Linked DNA regions of Mus musculus: region 1 is linked to region 2. A link is a contact called in ENCODE Hi-C or POLR2A ChIA-PET data. All regions are on one chromosome and are shown on one strand. Each heading gives the region's core, a stretch centred on a gene start or an enhancer-like site at or near the end of the contact. The rest is flanking DNA. Distances are from core to core; before and after follow the strand shown.

Evidence for each region. Hi-C counts contacts between places; a loop is a spot of excess contacts on that map. ChIA-PET counts read pairs that join two places held with the same protein, here RNA polymerase II (POLR2A).
Region 1: a map of heart shows a loop between it and region 2 (8-fold over the local background). The contact joins the enhancer-like site here to the promoter of Mier3 in region 2. A Hi-C loop is called at or near these places in 11 of 37 maps with a recorded cell type or tissue (gastrocnemius, heart, left cerebral cortex and 1 more). POLR2A ChIA-PET finds 5 or more read pairs at or near these places in 3 of 5 experiments (Patski and embryonic stem cell).

What each region holds. Positions count from the first base shown.
Region 1 is chr13:111,723,874-111,728,229 of GRCm38, reverse strand. It overlaps the pseudogene Gm15488. Among named protein-coding and RNA genes, the nearest start is that of Mier3, 40 kb to the right of the region's middle. Within about 2 kb of position 2,768, at least 3 of the 3 ENCODE cell types and tissues checked have a DNase peak (open chromatin) inside an H3K27ac peak, as active enhancers do; they include gastrocnemius, heart and left cerebral cortex, where a contact is called at or near this core.
Region 2 is chr13:111,684,176-111,688,655 of GRCm38, reverse strand. It overlaps Mier3 (MIER family member 3), which reads right to left and starts at 2,478. Exons shown (of 13, transcript NM_172593.3): 1 at 2,302-2,478; 2 at 804-828. The coding sequence starts at 2,310.

The DNA.
Region 1 (4,356 bases), core at 1,519-4,018, 39 kb before region 2:
GTTTCACAGACAGCTGTGAAACCCTTGAGAAATGAGAGAGCAGAGAGCCCCCTTCTGTTTCCCCATTTCAGCCATTTTTTGTTTCTCAGTTCCCTTCATTTCCACCTGCAATATTTTCAACTACTTAGCCAGTCTTTCAACCTTTTTGAAACAAAATATACAAAAAAGAAACAGAAAATCCCCTCTAAGAGCAAAGCAAGGGGTATCCCAGTGATACAAGTCAAAAGAATTTTTTCCACTTGAAAAAAATAAAAACATTTCTTTGTCACCTGCCATTTCCTCTACATTTAAAATCAAATTTCTCGTTTTTTCCTTCTTGTGCCCAATAGGAGCCACTTGTAGCTGGTCTTGGCTACTTTGTGGGTTCTTCTTTTTCCTACCCTTTATTCTGTGCCCTAGTTTCACCCCTAAGAAGGATAGAGAGAAAGAGAGAAGACAGAGAGATCCTGGAATCTAATCTCTTTTCTATTATTTCTTCTTTGACCATATCTACTAACAAACTGTAACCAACCTCTCTAAATGACCAATGACTACACACCATGCCTCTTGGGGGCCTGTCTTAGGGTTTATTGTTATAAACAGACACCATGACCAAGACAACTCTTATAAAAGACAACACTTAATTGAGGATGGCTTACAGGTTCAGAGGCTCTGTCCATTATCATCAATTTGGAGCATGGCAGCTTCCAGCCAGGCATGGTGCAGAAGGAGCTGAGAGTTCATCTTCATCCAAAGAAAGTCAGGAGCAGATTGTCTTCCAAGTGGCTAAAAGAAGGTCTCAAAACCCACTTTGTGTCACAGTTCCTCCAACAAGGTCATACTTCCTAATTGTGCATATTCAAACCACCACAAGGCCCTCACATTTATATACCCTCAGAAAAGTTCCCAGAATTCCAAATGTCACACAATCGCAGAAACTATCTGCAGCTGGCAAAACCAGGCTTTTGCTAGAGCATGAGGCAAATCATGATCAGCTGATTCTGACAGGTCAAAGCAAGCCTGGAATTAAAACAAAAACACATTCTTTTTGGGTTGTTGTTTTTAGATTTATTATTTTTTTATTTCATGTATGTGAGTACACTTTCACTGTCTTCAGACATACCAGAAGAGGGCATCGGATCCCCATTACAGATGATTATAAGCCACCATGTGGTTGCTGGGAGTTGAACTCACGGTCTCTGGAAAAGCAGTCAGTGCTTTTAACTGCTGAGCCATCTCTCCAGCCTCCAAAACACATTCTTATAATATTTCTGTGTGCGTGTTTTTTTTTTCTTTTAAAAAGAAACCAAAGTTCCAGAATCTGTCGTGTGGACACCCGACCTATTGATACACATGGGTGCTGGCCCTGTGCATTGAGTGAGTTATTAAAGTTCTTTCAAATACCATCCATGGAGAAATGGCTTCCCACCTTCCATGAGGCTAGTATTTATCCAAAACTGGATAAAATAACATCAAACACAAGATTATAGACCCATATCTCTCATAATGCATATGCAAATTTTCTTTAAATATCTTACCAAAAGAACCCAGTAATATAAAGGATAATATAACATGATCATATTAATCCAATGACAGAAAGCTTAATGGTCACTTGGGGACTGGGAATGAAAGAATACATGAGAATGGTTAAAGAAAGGTTCTAACAGGATTTTGAAAGTGATGGATACATTTACAATCTTAATTTTGATTAGTGTATAGACAAAAGATTTATCAAATTGTTCACTTTAAGTGTGTGCGGTTTATCATACACCACTATGAAATATCATATACTATACCTTAAAAAGCTCCTTAAGAAAGCATTTTGTCTGGTAATCTTGCCTTCGGCTGTTTAGGAGAATGAAGTGCAAACAGGGCATTTTGTTCTTATGTCTATATATTCACAAATCACTTTAGTTAAGAACACTCATGCAGCTACCTTGGGATTCTGTTCCCAACATCCACATGGTCGCTCACAACCATTTATCCGGTTCCAGCGGACACCGTGGACACCAGATACCCACAAGGTGCACATATATACATGCAGGTAAATCACTAATACGCATAAACTAAATCAGTGTGTGTGTGCCTCTTTGAATGGGTTCGCTCGCTCTTAGAAGCGCCTGAGGTCCAGGCTAAGGCTGGAAATTGGCCGAGAAGAGTTCAGCTGAGTGGAGCCCATGAGAGTAGGGACTAAGCAGAGGCTGAGGACAGACGTTACAAGCAGCAGGCACAACCCTGGGAAAGAAACCAGGCGGCCCACGCCCAGGGAGCGTTCCTAGAGGCCAGGATGCCATGAAGTCCAGTGACTCTTCGCGCACAACCAAGATCGTTGTACCCATGAGAGCGCAAACGCACAGCGAGAGCAGGCTGCTCCAGCTCTGCGCGCCCGGGCTGCAGGAGCCTTGCGGTGTGGGACACCCTGGGCGGAGGCCCGGAGGGCGGGACAGCGCAGCCCGGCTCCTCCCTTAACTGAGCGGGGCGAGGATTCGACGCGCCTCTTCCACGCCTTCCTCCTCGCTGCACCACAGAGCAGCCTGCAGGGTGTGTGGGGGCGATGGCGCCGCTTCGTCCCCCCCAGAATGTGAGAAGCCTCACCTACAACCCGAAGTGAGAGGACGGAATGGCAGGACCTCACGACGTCACGCAGCCCTCGCTGCTGCCAAAGCTGTTACGCCCAGCCAATGGGCTGAGGCGGGCGGGCCGCGGAGGCGGAGCCTGAAGTACTTGAAGCCCCGGGATGCCCTGGGCTGACTCGAGCAAGCCTTGGGGGGGGCCGAGCCTGAGGTGGGTGGAGCCTGGGGGCTTCCAAAGTTCTGCGGTGGGCGGGCCTAAGAGGAGGAGCCTGAGGTGGGTGGAGCCTGGGACAACCCGAGGTTTAAGGCGAAAGGAACCTGAAGTGGGTGGAGCCCAAAGTAGGCGGAGCCCTGAGGCTGAGGGTCGCCGAGGGGGTTGGGGCTATTCGGTAACGCAGATGCCCACCTTACGGGGGCGGGACCTGTGTCCCCTTTCCCAGTGTGCGCCGCGCTGCTGGGTCTCACGCGCGCGCGCTTTTTTCCTTTAGTAACTCCGCCCTTACAAGGATGCTGCAAAGGAGCAAATAGAAACTTACAAAGTGGGGGTGTGGCCTTTCCTCAACCGGGACCTAGGAGTTTGAACTTCCTCGGAAAAGTCAAGGCTTAGTCTCATTAACGCGTAGAAAAGAGCAGAAAACCATGGATTGCTCGGGGTGGGTCGCCGTGGGCTGTGACGGCTGGCGTTTGTGAGCGTGCTGCTGATCTGCAGTCTATGCAGCGGAAGACTCGGCTGAAAGTGAGACAGACACAAGCGCCTTCCCGAAGCTTCACACTACGGAGACGTGAATTCGGGTGTGGCGTTACCTTAGAAATATCAAGAGAAAGTTTCTTCCTTTTTGTTCAGAAACAACAGTTTGTTAAAAAAAAAAAATAGTTCTGGAAGTAAGAGTGATATAGTCAAAGAAGAAATTACCACTCCCGGGAGAGACTATATGACAAGGGATGTGAATTTGGCTTAAGTTTGCCTTTGAAAAGGACACGCCTATGGGAAAAAGTGTTTACGAAGATTCTTATTTGAAAACATTCAAGTAGCTATTGAATGGTTCGAGGGAAAGCTGAGCTACGTGTCTGCTTCTGATCTTTCCGTTTACAGCTTTAGTACCTCGGGCACGTTCCCTAGCATTTCCATGCCCAAGTTTCTTTGCAAAAACAAAACAAAACAAAACGCATGTTGATGACTGGCTACTTGGATGCTCATGGTTGCGGGTTAGAGAACATTGACCTCTCCCAAAGAATTGCTTCTTCTAGGGTCTCAGTTTAGCATAGCTTAGTTCATTAAGGGCAATAACCCAGGAATCATCCAGAACTTTAGTCGATTGCTGCGTAGGAAACAGAAACTTTCAGATTCTTCAACACATTGCAAAAGACCCAAAGATAAAATTATTACAGGTGACGTTGTTCTAGGAACGTTACCAAAGGTTCCCCAGGCTCTATTTTTAAACGACCATAGTAAGCCATCAAATTTCTTGTGCTTCCAGAACCAGTTGAGTCAAAAAATCAACACCTTCTGAGAGTCCAGCATCAAAAGGTGAGACTGTTTGAAAATGGCTATCAACAACCAAATGGCTTTAAACCAGAAGACATTCGTTGTATGACCTTGGGTTTAGGTGTCTACAGGAAGATTTGTCTTGTCACTGAAGGATTGATACCCAAGAAACAGAATCTATGTATCCTGGTAAAAAGCTGTTAGTATTGCCAAAGATTGCTGGTCTAGCTCTGTAGTCAGAGTAAATAAAGATTTGAATTTGAAACCCAAGTTTTCAGACTTTTAATTTCATAATTAACCTTATAAATTACATTGTCT
Region 2 (4,480 bases), core at 1,229-3,728:
CATTATGCTGGGTGACTCTTTGCAAAACAATTCTAATTGCCTCCAAGTACAATAAAGGGGTTGGAGAATTCCAGAGGCACTTTTCTGGAACAAGTGGGACAAGGCAGCTAGAGAAAGTTTGAGAACCTAAAACAGTTTAGCAGATAAGGAGAGAGAGAGAAAGACTACAACCTCCCTCCCATGTAGGCACACCCGCGCAGATTCCGTGGACTCCTTTTATTGGATCCTCAATATATTTTCTGGCTTCTGTACTAGGTAAGCTAACCATATTAATACGTCTCTGTGCAAAACCAGGAAGACACACATTGCTTTTTTCCTTTATTATTAAGGTAGCTTTACCTAACCCAATTTTCAGTTTAAATATAACAGACACTTGAGAGCCATAGTAAAGAAAAATGGAGTTAAAAGCTAATAATCCAAGTTGCCCCAAGTTCTGACAAGTTAAAAGGACAATTTATTTTTAATAAATAAAAATAAAACAAGCTGTTAATTTGTAGAAGGTTGATTTGGGATTCATTATTTCCAGCTTAGAGTCAAACAATAAAAAAAGTTATGTGAGAATAAAAGACTTTGTAATAAGGTTTCTGGGGTACTTTTTCCACCGTGCACTGAGCACAACTATTCCCTCCTCTCTAACAACGTAAAACTACATTGGAATTCTTTAAGATCCAAATGATGAAAAAATATAGCAGGGTACATTTCTGTGGTTGTACAGAGAATCCTTTTACCAGCCAATCCTATCTCCCTCTGGGACAACCCCCCCGACCCCCGACCCCCGGAAGAGGTAAGAAAATTGAACAAACCTGGGCTCGAACTTCCAAAGGAAGCCTGGGAGAGTGAGAGAGAGAAAAGAAAACTGTGAGGTTGAATCCTGTAGCAAGGAAAAGGAGGCAGCGCAGGCAACAGGGCGCAGAGGGGGCGGAGCCGAGCGCTCCCAGGCAGCTGCCAAAAAGTGCAAGACGTAGCTTCGCTCCAATCGCTCCCGGCCCCTTTCGGGCCCCCTCTTGGCTGCCTCGCCTTCCTCCCCAAGTCCCCAGTGTACAAACTCGCAGACTCCGGACGAGGGCTGGAGTTGAAACGGGCAACTCCGAGACACCGTTTAGAGCTCGGCAAGTTACAAAGCCGGGAAGCCGAAGCCAGAGCTTACCCGGCTCGCAGCATCAATCCTTCATCCCGGGCATCTCACGAGTCCCCCGACTACAGCAGCTCACCCAGCTCTCCGCTGGCCCTAGAGCAACTCCTCGAAACGCAACCCCGTCCCCTAGGAGGGTCTCACCCTCTGAGACACACACACACAGCCTGCCCTTGGAGTGCGCGGGCGCCCCAACTCCAGGGTTTGTCGACTGCCCCAAGCGTAGGCCAGCTCGACCCTGACACTGGTCCCCAACCCAACGCGGGAGCACCCTCCCGCCCCCACCTCCCCACCCCCACCCACCAGCCGCTGAGGTCGGAGGAGCCGCGACCACTGAGTCTGGGACCAGCCGGGTCCTCCCCCGGGGGAGCGGTCGGTCCCCGGCCCGCCAGCTCGGCCCTAGCACACACAGCTCGCTCCTGCCCAGCCCCGGTGCTCCCATCACGCCGCCCCCTCCCCCAGCTTGCCCGTCCCAGGGGAGCCCGGTGCCCGGCAGCCCGGGTCGCCCGGTGCCCCCCCCCCCAAGTCCGGCCCGGGGTAAAGAGACTCTCGGGCCGCTCGGCGGGCGAGGGCGTCGAGGTGTGGGTCGGTCTCTGCGCCCGGGGACGCCGCACCTCGCAGGCTTCGGGGTAGAGAGTCCCGCTCCGCTCCCGCTGGCCTCGGAGCCCCCGGTCAGGAGAGGCGGCGGGCGGCCGGATTGCCGAGGGCCGGGTCGGCTCACTCCGGCGGGGCAGTGGCGCAGCCCGCTCTCCGCGCTGCATTCCAGCCGCCGACCGAGGATCGGCCGCTCTCCACCCACCCCGATCCCGGGAGGAGGCGCCGAGCGAACGGCGGCCCGCGTCAGCCGCCCCGGCCACGGCCCGGAGGCTACCCCGGCCCGAGGCTCGCCGCCGCCGCCCTCCGCCGCCCGGCCCCGCCGCCCGGCCCGGCCGGGGTCGGAGCCGCCGCGGCCTAGTCCCGAAGGGAGACCGCTCCCGCGCCCGCTCCCGCCCCTCCGGCAGCCTCGCCGCGCCTCGCCGCCGCCCCGCGCCCCCCATCCCCCGTCGCCGCCGCGCCGCCTTCCGAGGACCCGCGGGAGGAGCCGTGGCTCTCGGGCCGGCTGCGGGGCTTCGGAGGGCCGCCCGGCTCCCGCTCCAGCACGGCCGCCGCTGCCCGGTTTCTCCGCTCACCTCCGCCATATTGGTACCTTTAGGGCGAACGAGCAGCGCCGAGCCCAGTCCCCGGATGGGGCGCCTGAGCCAATCGCAGCCGCCGCCGCCGCTGCCGCCGCCGCGGCCCGCCAGGCACCCGCCCGGAGGCAGAGGCGGCTCGGCCCCTTATAGGGCAGGCCGGCCCGCGACGCCCCCGGCCCGCTCGCACACCCACGCCGTCCGGCGCTCCCGCGGCCGCCGCTCCTGCACGCGCCCGCCCCGCGCGCCCACGGCGCTCTGCCCCGGCTGGAGTAAAGTTCCAGCTGAACTGCGGGCGAGCGCGGGGACCGGCCGGTGGGTGCGGTGGGGGGGCCGGAGGGAGGGAGGGAGGGAGGGAGGGCGAGCCCGGGGCGGGGGAGGAAGGAGGGTGGCGGGAGACTCGGAGGAGGACTCGACGGACTTTCCCGAAGTGAGAAGAGTACGCGATGGCAAGTGAGCGAGCCGCTGATGGGCAAAAGAGGAGAGAGACCCGGACAGGAAGCAGGACGGCTAGGCACCTGCAGGAATGGAATGCGCATCGGCGTTCAGTGGCTTGGAGTGAACTGTGGAAGTAGACATTTGCCAGACAGGCTCTGGAAGATGATGGCAATTCAGAAGGCAGAAAGACTGACAGACGGAGCCAGACATGATGAGCGTGCTTGCGCGACATTCATAGCCTGTACACTTTTTTTTTTTTAAAGACCAGTTCTAGGAGTTATTAATCACAAATAGTCTAGAAGATGACCCGAAGATATACACTTGATAAACCTTTTAAAAAGCAGAGTGTCAAAGACCCTGAACCAAATTGCAAAAACTGCCTCTCACACCTACCTCGGGGGTAAATAAAAACAACATTGTTTGAGATTATACATACAATAAATGTGGTCTCCTGGATAAGTGGATACATGGAAGAGAGAGAGAGACTTAGCAGATGTATCTGTTTCTGCATAGGCTTCAAGAAATAATCCTGTGTATGAAAACAGATCCATGAGAAGATAATATACAAACAGGAAGGTGTGCTAAGACCTTACAGGGGCTTAGAGTGTCCGTGAAGACCAGAGCTCTCCTCCCAGATGCCTGCCAGGAGCTTGTAATAAATATTAATGGCAAAATGAGGTTTGCACTGTAGCTTCATAAATTTAAGCATTTTTAAGATGCTAAAACTTTTCATAACTTTAAACCTTAATTACACTGTTCAGGTTTGAGCCTAGGGTCTCCAATTCCCTCACTGGATGAGGATGGAGATGGGTTATGGGAAGAAGCAACGGTTACTTTTAAAGAGGATTACCAAGGCAAAAAAAAAAAAAAAATCAACCTAAAAACACGGGTAAAAGTTATTTATTCGTGGAAATTTTACAGAAGAAAAAAGTCACTCAACTTCAAAACATCCAAAAGACATGGAAAATTACACTTCCCCTACTGTGAATGATATCACAAACTTTTGTCCAATCAAATAACTCAAAAACAGGCTTGGCACATGTTGTCCCTACCATCTTCAACGAGGCGTTCAAAGTTGTAAAAGTTAAAAAACAAAACAAAACAAAAAACCCTGTGGCTTGAAATGGAGCAGAGTGACCAGGGTTAGTGAGGGGCAGTGCGCACCCACACCCTCTGATAAAGCCAGAAAGCACTGCTCAGCAGCTCGGCTCCAGCCAGGTAGCCAACAGCCTGCCCCTTATTTACATCATAAAAAAAAAAAAGTTTCATCCTACAAATTTATCACATCCTCACAAGTGTGGCCTTAGATTCTCCTGGCCAATTCTGAGAAATATATGGCCTTGCAGTTCTCCATGAACAGAGTAGTAAGGTTTCTTCAGGTTCTCTTGACATTTTGACAGCTTTGACGAATTGTATTGTATATAAGCAAAACTTGAAAAGGTAACCAGGGAGCCTGGGCTTAAATATTAGAGGTCTCAATTTTATCAAATCCATGAGCAAAATAACAAAATTTCAGAAAGCAGTCATGATAGAAATAGCAGCAGCTGCAACTTCTGCAAGTGTCTGTTTGCCTGGTTCTTAGAAACCTCATCAAACTCTCCACGAGTCTGGAAAGTCATTATCATACTCTCCAGTAGCAAGAGGTGCTTTTCCATCCACAGTTTGGGCAGAGCTCCAGCCGGTCTCCTTTATCACAGCCTGCACCAAGCTGGTGTAGGCTGCAGCTGCTTTGTCTCAGCAT